Linked DNA regions of Homo sapiens: region 1 is linked to region 2. The links are chromatin loops, found by intact Hi-C in ENCODE. Cell type or tissue: heart left ventricle. All regions are shown on one strand. Links, peaks and the distances in the headings refer to the core of each region. The heading gives the core; the rest is flanking DNA.

Region 1 (8,342 bases), core at 207-8,206, 54 kb before region 2:
GTGCATGCCTGTAATCCCAGCTACCTGGGAGGCTGAGGCAGCAGAATTGTTTGATCCCGGGAGGCGGAGGTTGCAGTGAGCTGAGATCACGCCATTGTACTCCAGCCTGGGCAACACAGCGAGACTCCATCTCAAAAACAAACAAACAAAAACAAACTAACAAACAAAAAAAACAATGCCAGAGGACAGGAAGTGGGTGAGGATGTAAATGAAACAAGGTCGACCTTGAGCTGATAATTATTGAATCTGGGTGACGAGGGTTCATTGCCCAAGTCTGTCTTCTTCTGTGTATGTTTCAAATTGTCCATAGTGAGAAGTTTTAAAAAATGCTGATTTAGGGGTATACCTATGAAATATCACAAAACCACCAGCCTTCCAAAGTGAGAAGAAGCTTTTTAAATGGGAGATCTAAGTGTGGCTCCAAAGGCAGCTACCCCTAATGGGACTGGGTGTGGTACTGTGAGTGTACAGGTGTGTGAACAAAAACATATGGGGAAATGTCCCTCTTTCCCTTAGAGGAAAATAGGAACTTGGGCTTCGTGTTCAATACATCTCTGATGATGCAATCCAAAAAGAAATATGCTAAGCTCTATGGCTTGCTTTTAAATTAATAAAAGGCACATTTAACTATATACTTTGTAGATTGTATTAAAAGTTATTTGGTAGATTTAAGGGTAAGAAGCATTGCCTCCAACTAGAACATTTTCCTAATAGGTTGAAAGCATATGTGTCGAAAGTAAAGCATTTTGGGAGTTCTCCAGCAGCTATAAAAAACTCAATGTATCTATGCATACCTTCTAATTTAGAGGAGCGAGTGGGAGGTAGGAGGTGGCCGATGCTTGTTGGATATTCAAGAGCATCTGTATTCACTTTTTTATAAATTCATTATGGTTAAGAGTGGTCTTTTGTAGGGGTTTGGATTTCGGGAGAAATCATTCATAATACAAGTTTTCCTTTAAAGTTGTGACTGTCCATTGTACCCTTACGCTCGCCCCGTTTTCAAGGAGGCCAAGTTCTGTTTTCTGTATGAGGACTCAAGGGGGCCTGCTACTCGAATGCCCCGTCGCTGTCTAATTCTGTGGTTAATCTCATAGTGTGGACACACTTGGGGGCCCAGCTCTGAGACCAGGAGTCCCCAACCACTCTGTTCATGTCTGAATGTCTGTCCCTTTTCATTTCCCCCTTCTTTCCATCTACTCCATAATGTCTGCAGTGGAGGTGCTTGCATACTTCACTTGTACTTTGCAATATTTCTCTTTCTTTTTTATTGTCATTATATTTTTTGAGAGGCAATCTTCGCTCTGTTGCACAGGCTGGAGTGCAGTGGCACCATCTTGGCTCACTGCAACTTTCTCCTCCTCGGTTTAAGCGATTCTCCTGCCTCAGCCTCCTGAGTAGCTGAGATTACAGGCGCCCACCACCACATGTGGCTAATTTTTGTATTTTAATATAGAGACGGGGTTTCACCATGTTGGTCATGTTGGTCTCGAACTCCTGACTTCAAATGATCCACTTGCCTTGGTCTCCTAAAGAGCTGGGATTACAGGCATGAGCCACCGTGCCTGGTCATCTTTTAACTGATCTTTCCACTGTAGCCTTCTGCTTTTATAATATATGTGTATTCAGAGAAATGCATCCTACTCTCTAAGTTATTGGCCCTTTGGGTCCAACAATAAAAGACTCACTCTCTACTTCATGGAAACAAGAGTTCATTGTAAGAACACTTTTCATTAAGACACATTGAGACCAAAAATAAAACCGTGTTTCTCCACTCAGGAGCCAGGTACCCCTCGTCATCACATCTCCACGTATTCATGAGCTGAATGAGACTAAAGGTTTAAAGTTACAAGGGCGGTATTTTAAAATGTTTCTGTTGGCCAGGTACAGTGGCTCATGCCTGTAATCCCAACACTTTGGGAGGCCGAAGTAGGAGGATTGCTTGACCTCAAGAGTTCAAGACCAGCCTGGGCAATATGGTGAAACCCTGTCTCTACAAAAAATACAAAAAAGTAGCTGGGTGTGGTGGCACTCAGGTACCTGGGAGGCTGATGTGGGAGGATCCCTTGAGCTGGGGAGATGGAGGCTGCAGTGAGCCATCATAGTGCCATTGCATTCCAGCCTGAGTGATAGAGTAAGATCCTGCCTCAAGAAAACAAGTTTTTGTTGAAATAAAATATTTACACTAAACAAAAAATAAAGCAAATAATATTCTAGCTAAGTCATGGACCAATTAATAGTTGACATTATTTTTTCCGAGAGAATAATATTAACCAGAAGTAAAACCTAGAGCAGGCCTCTCATCACTACATTCCAAACCCAAGCTAAATTTTAGTTAAATTGTACATTTCAGATTTTGAAATAATGCATCATTTAAAATATTTTAAAGAAAAATGCAAAGGCCTTTCAAACCACAATTTCTTCTATGGATTATATCTCTGTAGATGTGCCTGACTATGAAACAAACTACTATAATATCAATTATTAGGCCAGGTACTGTGGCTCATGCCTGTAATCGAAACACTATTTTTTTTTTTTATTTGAGACAGAGTCTCGTTCCATTGCCCAGGCTGGAGTGCAGTGGTGTGATCTCAGCTCACTGCAACTTCCACCTCCCAGGCTCAAGCGATTCTCATGCCTCAGCCTTCCAAGTAGCTGGGATTACAGGTGCACAACACCACGCCCAGCTAATTTTTTTCATTTTTAGTAGAGACAGGGTTTTACCTTGTTGGCCAGGCTGGTCTCAAACTCCTGGCCTCAAGTGATCCATCCGCCTTGTCCTCCCAGAGTGCTGGCATTACAGGAGCCACCATGCCCAGTCCATACTTGCTTTAGATCATTTTTTCGAGATCATAGTGGAAGGCACCTGTGTACCCCTCTCACGTCAAATGCATCTTTCTATCTCCCAGAGGCAAGAACTATTCTGAATTTGATGATTACGCTCCCCATGTGTGTTGTTATATAATTGCTCTAAGTGTATGAACCCATAGGGGATATGTAACATTGGTTTTAATGTTCACAAATTTAAAACAAATGCTATATTACTCTGCAGCTTATTTTTTTCTGTGTATTATGATGTTTTCAAGATATATTCATATCGGGCTGGGCATGGTGGCTCATGCCTGTAATCCCAGCACTTTGGGAGGCGGGTGGATCACGAGGTCTAGAGATCGAGACCATCCTGGCCAACATGGTGAAACCCTGTCTCTACTAAAAGTACAAAAAAAATTAGCTGGGCCTGGTGGAGTGCACCTGTAGTTCCAGCTACTCGGGAGGCTGAGGCAGGAGAATCACTTGAACCCGGGAGGCGGAGGTTGCAGTGAGCCAAGATCATGCCACTGCACTTCAGCCTGGCTACGGATTGAGACTCCGTTTCAAAAAAAAAAAAAAAGATATATCCATATTGACATTTTGTTTTGTTTTGTTTTGTTTTGTTTGAGACAGGATCTTGCTCTGTAGCTTATGCTGTAGTGAAGTGGTGCAATTATAGCTCACTGCAGCCTCGAACTCCTGGGCTCAATCCATCCTCCCACCTTGGCCTCCTGAAGCTGGGACTATAGGCATGAACCACTATGCCTGGGTAAATTTTTCTTTTTTCTTTTCCTTTTTTTTTTGTAGGGACAGAGTCTCACTATGTTGCCCAGGGTGTTCTTAACCTCCTGGGCACAAGCAGTCCTCCTTCCTTGGCTTCCCAAAGTGCTGGAATTACAGCTGTGAGCCACCACATCCAGCTGATGTATTGTTCTAGTTCATGCTTTTTTTTTTTTTTGAGACAGAGTCTCACTCTGTTGCCCAAGCTGGAGTGCAGTGGCACAAACTCAGCTCACTGCAACCTCTGCTTCCCAGGTTCAAGCAATTCTCCTCCCTCAGCCTCCCGAGTAGCTGGGACTACAGGTGTGTTCCACCACACCTGACTACTTTTTGTATTTTTAGTAGAGATGGAGTTTCACCATGTTGGCCAGGCTGGTCTCGAACTCCTGACCTCAGGTGATCCACCCACCTCAGCCTCCCAAAGTGCTGGGATTACAGGTGACTGCAGGGTATTCCACTGTGTAAATGTTCTGTGCTCTTATGATCCATTCTCCTGTTAATGGGTCTTTAAGTTGTTTATCATATTTTATTATTGCCACCAATGTTGCAAAAACGTTCTTGGGCACCTCTCATTCTGCACTTAAGCTAACATCTCTGTAGAATATGCACAGGAGCTGAGAGGGCTGGATAATGAGCTTTACCACCTATTGACACAAATTGTTCTGTAAAGGGACTTCTGCTCCTACTGGCTGTGTATGAAATTTGCTGCTTGTCTACACCTTGAACAGTGACACAGAGGCTGTCCTTCCAGTCATTGTATCAGCTGTGTCTTCGAGGAGCCATTGCAATTTTCTGTCAAGCCGACTGCATCTACATGGGGTGGTATGTGGTTCTATCATTGGACCCCAGGGTCACAGGCCCACTCTGTACCTTCTTGGCTCTGAAATGGGTACCTGGTCACTTCTATGTCATATAGGATTCCTTGTCTGTGGATTAGGCATTCTGTGAACCCCCAGAGAGTGGTGTGTGCAGGAAAGATAAATCCAGAATAGACTTGGTGCGTGTGTGGAAGGATCATTTGGCATGGAAGGGGCTCAGTGTAGACAGGTGCTACCAAGGGATTGGTTGGTCTCGTTGAGGAACACTGTCTTATCGGGAGCTCGACATCGGTCTCTGTTGCTGGCAGTTGGACATTTAGAAGCGGCAGTAGCTAGATTGGCCTTGGTAAGTGGGAGTCCACGCTGTTGCTCCTCCCGTAGCCTCCATATATGCCAAGGGGAATCCTATTCAGTTCTCCTTGCTATGGACTGAAGCTTGTGTCCTTAGATTCATGTGTGAAAGCCTGATCTCCAGTGCGATGGTATTAGGAGTTGAGGCCTTTGGCCAGTGATTGGCTCGTGGTGGGGGAGCCCTCCTGAATGTAATTGGTGCCTTTGTAAGAGACAGGAGAGAGCTTCCATTCTCTCTCTCTCTTCACCATGTGAGGAAACAATGAAACAACTGCATTCTGCAAACCAGGAAGAGAAGCAAATTGGCCAGCACCTTGACCTTGGCCTTCCCAGCTTCCATAACTGTGAGAAGTAAATTACTGTTGTTTAAGCCACCCAGTCCATATGAATTTGTTGCAGCTGAACTGACTAAGACACCTGTCATGCCAGTTCCCTAGCAGCCAGTGAGAAAGACTGGCTCATGTGAACTTGGCTGTTGAGTGTCCCTTCTATAGGGGATACTTTCTCCTTCTCCCCCCCACCCAGCCCCCCATAGCTTTATTGAGACATAATGGATATAAAATAAGCTGCAAATACTTAACGTTTACAAAATGAGTTTTAACATAAGTATGTATCTATGAAGCCATCACACAATCAATACAATGAACATATCCATCACTCCTAAAAATGTCCCTTTGTCCTTTTGTAATCCCTCCCCAAAAACTTTTTAAGGGACACTTGGAATGTGCTTATCTCAGTGGAAACTGACTTAGGTAAATAGTTCAGAGAAACCACCTGCTTCTCCATACCCCTGACTTCTATAAATAAGGATCACCATAAGAACACAGAATTACCAGAAGGTATATTTTTCTTTAAAAAAATTTTTGTTGGGGCCAGGGTCGGTGGCTCATGCCTGTAATCCCAGCACTTTGGGAGGCTGAGACAGGAGGATCACTTGAGTCCAGGCGTTTGAGACCAGCCTGGGCAACACAGTGACACCCCGTCTCTACAAAATAATTTAAAAATAAGCCGAGTGTGGTGGCACTCACCTATAGTCCCAGCTACTCAGGAGGCTCAGGTGGGAGGATCACTTGAGCCTGGGAGGTTGAGGCTGCAGTGAGCCATGACGGCACCACTGCATTCCAGCCTGTTTCAAAGAAAAAAAAAACTGCATTATAACTCATATACCATAAAATTTACCCCTTTAAAGCATAAATTCAGTGTATAGTCACAAAGTTATGCAAGTCTTGCTACTATTTAATTCCAGAACCTTTTTATCGTCCCCAGAGGGAAACTTTGTATTCCTTAGCAGTCACTCCTCAATCCCTTTTCTCCCCAGCCTCTGGCCACCACAGAGCAGCTTTCTGTCTGCTTGGATTTGTCAGTTCTGAGCATTTTATGTAAATGGAATCATACATATGTGGCCTTTTTGACTGACAGGCTTCTTTCACTTAGCATAATCTTTTCAAGTTTCACCCATGTTGTGGCATGTATCAGTACTTCATTCCTTTTTGTGGACAAACAATATTCCATTGCATGGATATAGCCATATTTTGTTTATCCACTCATCGGTTGATGGACATTTGAGTGGTTTCTATCTTTTGGCTGTGATAAATAACACTGCTATAAACATTTGTACACAAGTTTTTGTATGGACATGTTTTCCACTCTCTTGGATGTCAACCTAGGAGTAGAATTACTAACTCATTTTGTAAAATATACGTTTAACTTTTTGAGGAACTGTCAGACTCAGACTGTTTTTCAAAGCAGCTACACTACTTTATATTCCCATGTTCCAATTTCTCCATGTCCTAGCCAACATTTATTACCTTTTTTTTTTTTTTTTTTTTTTTTTGGTGGTGGGGCAGAAGGACAGGGTCTCACTCTATTGCCCAGGCTGGAGTGCAGTGGTGCCATCTTGGCTCACTGCAACCTTCACCTCCCGGGTTCAAGCGATCTTCCCCTCTCAGCCTCCCAAGTTGCTGGGACTATAGGCACACGCTGCCATGCCAGCCAACTGTTTTGTAATTACCTCACTTTTTAATGATGTCCATCCAATGATGTCAAGTGGTATCTAATTGTGTTCTGATTTGCATTTCCCTAATAACTAATGATGTTGTATATGTTTTCATATGCTCACTGACCTTTTGTGTATTTTCTTTGGAGAAATGTTTATCAAAGTCCTTTGCCCATTAAAAATTGGGTTATTTATCTTTTATTATTGAGTTGTAAGACTTATTTACACATTGTATATACAGCCCTTCTATCAGATATGTAATATGCATGTTTTCCCCTCATTCTGTGTGTTATCTTTTGACTTTCTTGACAATGTGTTTGGAAGCACAAAAGATCTTAATTTTGATGAAGTTCAATTTATTTCTATTTTTTCTTTTGTTGCTTTTGCTTTTGGTAGCGTATCTAATAATCATTACCAAATCCAAAGTCATAAAGTTTTACTTCTATATTTTTTCTAAAAGTTTTATAATTTAGCTCCTAAATTTAGTTTTTCAATCATTTTTAGTTAATTTTTATATATAGTGTGAGGTAGGACTATAACTTCATTCTTCTGCATATGGATATCCACAGTCCCAGCACTGTTTGTTGAAAAAACTATTCTTTGTTCTTTTGTGAAATTTTTTTAGTTATTCTGAGTCTCTTGCATTTCCATATGCATTTTAGGATCAGCTGATCAATTTCAATAAAAAAGACAGAGGAAGCTAGGATTTGGATAGAGATCACATTCAATCTTAGATCAGCTTGGGGAGTATTGCTATCTTAATATTAAATCTCTCAATCAATGAAACTGGGAAATATTTCCATTTGTAGATGACTTCTCTAATTTTTTCCAATGATATTTTCTAGTTTTCAGTGTACAAGTGTAATCTTTCTTTGGTTAAATTTTTTTTCTAGTGTTTTATTTCTTTTGATGCTAAAGTAAATAAATGTTTTTCTTAATTTTAATTCAGAAATTTAATTTTTAATTTAGATTGTTCTTTACTAGTATATAGAAACTCAATTGCTTTTTTGTATATTGATGTTCTATCCTGTAATTTTGCTGAATTCATTTATTAGTTTTGGTGAATTTCTTAGAATTTTTGATATGTAAGAAATATTTGATATTTTTGCAAATAAAAATATTTATTCTTCTTCCTTTCTGATGCCTTTTATTTCTGTTTGTTGCCTAATTGGTCTGACTACAACCTCCAATACAATGTTGAATAGAATGGCAAGAGGAACGATTCTTGTGTTGTTCCTTATCTAGGGGGAAAGTATTCCATTTTTCACTGTTAGGTATGACATTGGCTTTGAGTTTTTCATTGATACCCTTATCAGGTTGAGGAAGTTCCCCGCTATTCTTAGTTTGCTGATTGTTTTTTTTATCATCAAAGTGTGTTAGATTTTGTTAAATGCTTTTTCTGCATCATTGAGATAATCTTGTGTTGTTTCCCCTTTTTACATTAATATGGTATATTACATTAATTAATTTTCAAGTATTAATTTAACCTTGCATTCCTGGGATAAATCTCACTTGATAATGCTCTATAATCTTTTTGTACATTGGTAGATTTGGTTTTTTAGTATTTTTTTTGAAGATTTTCATATTAA
Region 2 (8,342 bases), core at 226-8,225:
AAAAATACACACTGTTTTCAAGTGCGCATGAAACATTCACCAAAATAGAGTATACACTGAGCCATAAACTGAGTCTTAACACATTTTGAAGTGTTGAAATCATACAGAAAATATTCTCTAAAAACGATAGAGTTAAAGTTGAAATCAGTAACAAAAATTAATATCTTAATTTGAATATTTGAATATTATTCAGCATATTCCTAAATAACCCATATCAAAGAAAAAAGCACAGTTAGAAATATTTTGAATTACCAGCCTGGCCAAGATGGTGAAACTCCGTCTCTACTAAAAATACAAAACTTGGCAGGGCGTGGTGGCACGTGCCTGTAATCCCAGCTACTTGGGAGGCTGAGGCAGGAGAATCACTTGAACCCGGGAGGTGGAGGTTGCAGTGAGCCGAGATCGCGCCACTGCACTCTAGCCTGGGCAACAGAGCGAGACTCTGTCTCACAAAAAAGAAAGAAAGAAATATTTTAAATTGAAATAATAATTTAAAAATAGTTTAAATACAACATATCAAAATGTGTAGGACAGAGCCAGAACAGTGCTTAGATGGAATTTACTGCCTTAATGAATAAACTGGAAGAAAAGTTCAAAGCTATATATATTTCCATCTGAAAATGCTAGAAAAATGAGACCAAATTTAACCCAAAGAGAAAGAACCTTTATACAAACTCCTTCCTCCTCCCCACTCTCTATCAGGCATTCCAGATCTATCACAAGCTGGGAGGGTAAGTGACAAAAACTTCAGGCCGTTGATCTGGGATTCCCCCAGATGGGGTTCAGGGGCCTCTTCCTTCTTACTCCAGAATTTATCACGTTATAGTTTCTTTGACCCATTTGGTCTTCCCTACTGGTCTTGGACGTTTTCAGGACTGGGGTCCAATCTCAACCATCTTTGCATCCCCAGCACCGATCAGAGTAACTGACACAGTGCAGACACTCAACGAGTGCATGTGGTATAAATGAATAGCTATGCACTTCACTGCAGGTAACCTGTGACTCAACTGTAGAAAGATTTTACAGGTTATGGGGTTTGAGAGAATGGTGACTGCATCCACGAAGGCACCGTCTAAGACAGCCGGTTTTGGGAAAAGGTGATCTCTGGTGTGACAAGTTGAGACCTCTGGGCTTTTTGTTCCATTTGTTTTGGTTCTCACTGTCTTGACCTCCTTCTTGGAAAACCCTTTAACATGCAAAATTGCGAGTGGCACATGATACTTGCTTTTCTCTCTCCAAGGCAAATAATGTCAGTCCCTTTGGTGATCCAGGGATCAGAAACTAGACTACGCTCTGATAAGGACATCACCCGTATGATGGAAGGATTAACTCCTGGCCATTCTATTTTAATTTTACTGGCTTAAAAATACTGCAAAAATGGTGAAGCTGTTGTTCCTTCTATACTTATGTCCCTTTAAAGGGGATGTGTCTTTCTCTTGCTGTTGGAGCTGGTAACTATTAGGGACCTCTGATTAATAGCCCAGACAAGCCAGGTGTGGTGGGGCACGCCTGTAATCCCAGCACTTTGGGAGATAGAAGCAGATGGATCATTTGAAGCCTGGAATTCAAGACCAGCCTGGCCAATGCGGTGAAACCCCATCTCTACAAAAAATACAAAATTTAACTGGATGTGGTGATGAGCACCTGTGGTCCCAGCTACTTGGCAGGGTGAGATGGGAGGATAGATTGAGCCCAGGAGGTTAAGGCTGCAGTAAGCCATGATCGTGCCACTGCATTCCAGCCGGGGGGGACAAAGCTAAATCCTGTCTCAAATAATAATAATAATTTTAAAAAGCCCAAAGTGAAACATACAGCAAATGTCCTTTGTAATACGGAGTAGAAATCAAGCCATAGGAAGCAGCTGAGAGAAGGTTTAATGAGATGGAAGGATGCGAGAGTGCTTTTCAAGTACTTAGGCAAGTAAAGAAGAAAACAAATATTTATTGAGTGCCCACTGGGCTCCTGGTACTCTGAGGCTATTTGCTACACATATTAATTTCTGAAATGAGAAGTAGGAAGAAGCCTATTTTGTGATATTCTAAAAATTAAGGTCTCAGGTCATTAGGTAAAAATTACAGGGACACGGGGTCTATTTTTTCTCCTGATTACCAGTAGTTGATTATACAAAATTTGAAAAACAAGCACAAAGAAGACAAATTATCACCTGTGATTGTACCCTCCAGAGATAAATGTTACAAAAATTTTTTATTATATACATTGTTTATTATAAAGTTGAAGTCATGCAAAGTATACTAACTGCTGTAATCATTTTTCTCATGTTGTGAAATATTCTTCATTTTGTGTTCTATTTCCACAAGTCGATGAGCTATATTTTAAAATTGAGGCTCCACCGCTGGACACTTAGGTTGTTTCCAAGGTTTCACTTAGTGATGTTATCAACAGGAGTCATACGAGGGTGGGGGCTGGTCTGGGGAAACATACTGGATGAGCAAGTGAGAGAAGAAAACGTGTTTAGCCTGGGAAAGTCACAGCTTGCTTCAAATGTTTGAAGGTTGTCATTTGAAAGAACAGTGAGACTTGGTCTATGTGGTCTCAAATGGGAAGATTTAGAAACTGGGTGGAAAGCCTGGGAAGAAGATCCATTCACAGAATGCAAAGGCAAATTTCCTGTAGTTGAGGGTGACCAAAGAAGGTCTGGGCAGCTTTAGGAGGTAGTGAGTTACCGGTTGGTGAAGACATTCAAATATAGGCAAAGAAAAATAATAACTTACAGGAATATAATGGGTTAAATGTGTTTACAGCAGAATGACCTGAGTGTTTTGAGAACACGGAAGATGTTATTTATTTATTTGAGATAGAGTCTTGCTCTGTCGCCCAGACTGGAGTGCAGTGGTGTGATCTCGGCTCACTGCAACCTCTGCCTCCCAGGTTCAAGCGATTCTCCTGCCTCAGCCTCCTGAGTCGCTGGAATTACAGGTGCCCACCACCACGCCTGGCTAATTCTTGTATTTTTAGTAGAGACGAGGTTTCACCATGTTGGCCAGGCTGGTCTCGAATTCCTGGGCTCAAGTGATCCACCCGCCTCGGCCTCCCAAAGTGCTGGGATTACTGGCATGAGCCACTGCGCCTGGCCTTTCATTTATTTTTGAAAGGGGAAAGGGTCTTGGGAAAGGCTTCAAAAGTTAAAATTTGAATCGAATCAAATCCTCTTATTCTTTACATCGGGGCCCAATATTTACACAATGATTTATAGTTCACAAAGGATTAAAGACTTCCCTTAAAGGATGAGGAAACAAATTCAGAGAGGGTAAGTACACTACCCCAGTTCCTGCGGCAAGGAGGTAGTTGAGAATCCCCCATGTTCTCTGTCCCAACAGAGAACTCTTGTTTCCAGTTGCTATTATTATTATTATCAAGCTCACCAATCCCTTCTAAAACATCCAGACTTGCAAGACATTGTCTGTGCCCTGCTTCATTACAATAAAATGAAAATGTCTCCAATGACTAATGTGAACAAAATGTCAGTGTTGTCAGGTAAGTTTTCCTGCATGGAAATTCCATTCCCTTTCTTTCCCACAGCAGCCACTGGATGATTAGAGTTTATGATAGGTAACGATTGGGCTCCCCTCAACTCCAGCATCTATGTGTGAGTCTATGATGTCTCTGCTTGCCTTCTGCTCAGGGCGGGCCTCCTTCCCTGGTGGTCTGAGACCCGTGAATGAAGGTACTTCCCACATTAGCCCTATGTCTCACAGATGCCTTCCATTCTGTCAACTCAGGACCCTGGAAAGCTGGGCTTCCATCCTCCACTCTACCTGTGCAGCTGCAAAGTTCGTAGTCCACGAATGTGTTCCTGTTTCCAGCATCTACCCTGAACCCTGGGCTCCACCCCAGTTCTTCTGGGCTAGACAAGCTAGAAGGAAATGTGGAGGTCCCCTTTTGGCTACAGGAGTGGGCTGTCACCACCCTCAGGAAACCAGCTCCCTTCTGCCCCTGCTGAGGTGTCCCTTCCCACCCAGCCTTTCTAGCAAAAGCAAATCAGAAGGTCTCTGTGCCATGACCTACCCCATCCAAAAGGCACCCTCATCCAGCACTCCACTAACGCCACCTCAGCCATCTGTGGGGCTGACAGCCCTCCCACCGAACAGCCCTCCCTATCTTCAGGAAGCCAGCGTCCAAGCTGGGAGCGAGAGGAAGGCCGGATGCAGATGGTCCCTCTTTCAACTCCAGAGTGAAGTGTAGTTCTCTTGCTTTTAACCATTTCCTGGATTTAATTGCTTGCCTACTCCATCCTGCCCGTGCTGTTTTGCAATTCTCTGGTGACTCTGTTCTTGCAAAAACATTCATTTGGTGATCAGTAGATACCAGGCACTGGGCGAAGCACTGAGAATAAAAATTCCCAGGGAGCTAGGTTTGTACCCCTGGAGGGTTCCCTTTTCTCCTAGTGCATGGAAGAAGAAACCTACCGTGAAAATACAGTGATAAGTGACTTGACAAGGGAATGAGGCTTTCCTGGAGACAGCAGAGGAGATGAGAAAGAATGGGTTGTGTTCTGGGAGTGTAAAGTGGTGGACCCTGAGCAGAGAAGGCCTGAGAGGTCAGATCATGAAGGGATTTGGCACCAAACTAACATGTAAGAATGTTATCCCCAAAACAAAAGCTTAAAGTCCTCTAAGCTTTTCAGTGGGCAATGATGTGATACCCAACTGTAGAGTCCCATGAAGCCTTGAGGAACCGGGTGAAGGACAAAGGAGTCCGGGAGGCTGGTGGGAGGCTTGGACTGTTTATTTGACTCTTTTCTGTTCTGTTTGGATGTTTCAACCATGTACTTGATTATTTTTTATCTTGAAAACAAACAGGCCAGGCACAGTGGCTCATGCCTGTAATCCCAACACTTTGGGAAGCCGAGGCAGGTGGATCACCTGAGGTCAGAAGTTCAAGACCAGTCTGGCCAACATGGTGAAACCTCATCTCTAACAATAATACAAAAATTAGCTGGGGGTAGTGGCGCATGCCTGTAATCCCAGCTACTCGGGAGGCTGAGGTAGAAGAACTGCTGGAACCTGGGAGGCGGAGGTTGCAGTGAGCTGAGATCATGCCACTGCTCCAGCCTGGGAGACAGAGCAAGACTCCATCTCAATAAATAAATAAATAAATAAGAAAACAAATGGTCATGGCTAGGTGTGGTGCTTCATGCCTGTAATCTCAACACTTTGGGAGGCTGAGGTGGGAGGATAGCTTGAGCCTAGGAGTTTGAGACCAGCCTGGGCAACATGGGGAGACCCCCATCTCTACAAAAAAAAATAAAAAAATTAGCTGGACATGGTGAGGCATACCTGTAGTCCTAGGTACTCACGAGACTGAGGTGAAAGGATTGCTTGAGCCTAGGATGTCGAGGCTGCAGTGAGGCATGCTTGTGCTACTGTACTCTGGCCTGGGTGACAGAGTAAGATCCTGTCTCAAAAAAAAAAAAAAAAAAAAAAACCAAAAACCAACCAACCAAACAAAAAACTCCAATCCTAACCAAACCAAACTAAATCAAACAGTATTTATAATATTCCAGATATGGTGCTTGTGACACAAAGATGAAAATACAGGATGCTTGCCCTAAAAGCACTTCTAGTTTAGAAACAGACATGGAAATACAATATAACAAAATAGTACTAATGCTATAACAACTATAAACATATTTTGCATTGAATTGAAGCAAAAATAGGAAAAATGTTGAAAATGATAGCAGTAAGTGTGCAGATCAATAAATACTGTAGAAATATTAAAAGATGTTCACTACATACTTAGATTAAAAAGCCAGGAAAATAAGCCAAAACTCTCAGGAACTATTGAGCTAATGAGCCAATGCAGAAAGTTATCTTTGTAGAACTCTGTGCCTCCTGCCTAATTTTAAATTCCATTACTTAATTGTTTTTCACAGTTTCATTAGGGCATTTTCCTCAACCTGTTAATTTTGAGGAAGCTAATATATACGTATGAATCAATATACAAAAGTGGATTTCTTTTCAAGTCTTGCCAAAATGTTGCAAAATACGATTTTCTTTTTTTTTTGAGACGGAGCCTCACTCTGTTGCCCAGGCTGGAGTGCAGTGGCGCCATGCTGGTTCATTGCAACTTCTGCCTTCTAGGTTCAAGCGATTCTCTTGCCTCAGCCTCCGGAGTAGCTGGGACTACAGGCACCTGCCATGACACCTGGCTAATTTTTGTATTTTTAGCAGAGACAGGGTTTCACCATGTTGGCCAGGCTGGTCTCGAACTCCTGACCTCAATCCGGCTGCCTCGGCCTCCGAAAGTGCTGGGATTACAGGCGTGAACCACCAGGCCCGGCCGCAAAATATGATTTCAAGATATTCTGAAACTGTGGAATACACACTTTAATAATTACATATTTACTATTTAAGCTTTATCTTAATGTCACAAGAAAAGAAAATGTTAATGGCAATTCATAAAATAATATTGGTAAACATGCTTACATGATAAGGAAGGCAATGAATATTGTCCTCTCTCTCTCTCTCTCTCTTTTTTAATGGCACCATGAGAACCACATCTTGACATAAACAACTTTGTAACCTTAAGATTCTGGGAGAGAGTCCTTGGTTGCAGGTGTCTGGTTAAGAGGAGGAAGGAGGCCAGGAGCCGTGGCTCATGCCTGTAATCCCAGCACTTTGGGAGGCCATGGCGGGTGGATTACCTGAGGTCAGGAGTTTGAGACCAGCTTTGCCAACATGGTGAAACCCCATCTTTACTAAAAATACAAAACTAGCCAGGCGTAGTGGTGCATGCCTGTAACCCCAGCTACTTGGGAGGCTGAGGCAGGAAAATCATTTGAACCCGGGAGGTGGAGGTTGCAGTGAGTCTAGATCGCACCATTGCAGTCCACCCTAGGCAAAAAGAGCAAAACTCTGTCTCAAAAAAAAAAAAGGGGGGGGGAAGGACAGTGAGAGCAAGAAAGGCGTCGGGCTAGCCCTACTTGGGAGATGGCTAGGAGAATGAAGATGGCCACAGACACATTGACTGGGGTGACATTCATGTATCAATCTAACAGCATCCCATGGCCTTCCATTTTTCTTTTTTTTTCTTCCTGTTTCTTTTTACAGTAAAATCTCAAAAAAGAAATCAATTAAAAAAAAAAAGGCTGGGCGTGATGGCACACGCCTGTAATCCCAGCACTTTGGGAGGCTGAGGCAGGCAGATCATGAGGTCAAGAGATCGAGACCATCCTGGCCAACATGGGTGAAACCCCGTTTCTACTAAAAATACAAAAATTAGCCGGGCATGATGGCGGGCGCCTGTAGTCCCAGCTACTCGGGAGGCTGAGGCAGGAGAATCTCTTGAACCTGGGAGGCGGAGGTTCCAGTGAGCTGAGATCACACCACTGCACTCCAGCCTGGGCCACAGAGGGAGACTCTGTCTAAAACAACAACAACAAAACCAAAACAAACCACAAACAAAAAACCAAAAACCCCAAATACTTCTCTGCTTTCCCAAATAGGCATCAGATAGATATACACAGGCAGGGCACAAATACACAACAAACATATTTTTAAAAAGTCACAAAATGTCCAAATAAATGCAAATAAAAATAAGAGGGTGTGGCAGGGTGTAGGAAAAAGCCATTGTCACACATTACTTTTAGGGAGTGCATATTGGTGGAATCACTTCTGAGGAATATTTTGGTAACATGAATCAAAAGCTTTTTAAGGACGCATACTTTTATCTGAAGGAGATAATTGGACAGGTGTGTAAAATGGATGTAGGACATGTTTATACAACTTTATCTGTAGTAACAACAACAACAAAAAGGAAAAACTTCCTTAAAAAATAGAGGAGCAGGTAAACAAATTATGGCCTATTCAACTGATGGAATACTAGTAGCTGTTAAAATGATTATCTAAATTTCAGTTGATTAACACTAAAATGTGCTCATAGTATAATTGTAAGTAAAAACGGCATGAAACATATCTGCAGTGTTGTATGTGGGTGAATGTACTCATGTCTCCCTAAGAAAATCTGGAAGGACATATGCTAATATGAAAATACCAATAAGGTTTTTTTTTTTTTTTTCCTGGGTGATATCTACGAGTAATCATTCCCTCTTCATTGTTTTCCATATTGTAAAATCGTCTGTAATGACCATGCATGACTGTTACATTTTGTTTTTGGACCTTAGGTACAAAGAATTAAGAATTAACTCCTCGGCCAGGCGTGGTGGCTCACACCTGTTACCCCAGCACTTTGGGAGGCTGAGGAGGCAGGATGGCTTGAGTCTAGGAATTTGAAACCAGCCTGGTTGACACAGAAAAACCTCATCTCTACAAAAAATACAAAAAGTTACCCAGGCGTGGTGGCATGCGCTTGTAGTCTCGGCT

The links. Hi-C counts contacts between places; a loop is a spot of excess contacts. Peaks named below come from ENCODE experiments on the same cell type or tissue, not always from the same donor. Only the 100,000 strongest peaks of a DNase experiment are listed, where the experiment ranks them.
Region 1: a loop joins it to region 2, with 2.0 times the contacts of the local background. A loop is called at or near these places in 4 of 110 quality-filtered maps.

What each region holds. Positions count from the first base shown.
Region 1 is chr21:37,299,988-37,308,329 of GRCh38, forward strand. No RefSeq gene overlaps it. Among named protein-coding and RNA genes, the nearest start is that of VPS26C, 37 kb to the left of the region's middle. In heart left ventricle, for the core only: no CTCF peak of the experiment used is centred there; no DNase peak of the experiment used is centred there.
Region 2 is chr21:37,354,399-37,362,740 of GRCh38, forward strand. No RefSeq gene overlaps it. Among named protein-coding and RNA genes, the nearest start is that of DYRK1A, 8.2 kb to the right of the region's middle. In heart left ventricle, for the core only: no CTCF peak of the experiment used is centred there; a DNase peak (open chromatin) is centred at 4,123.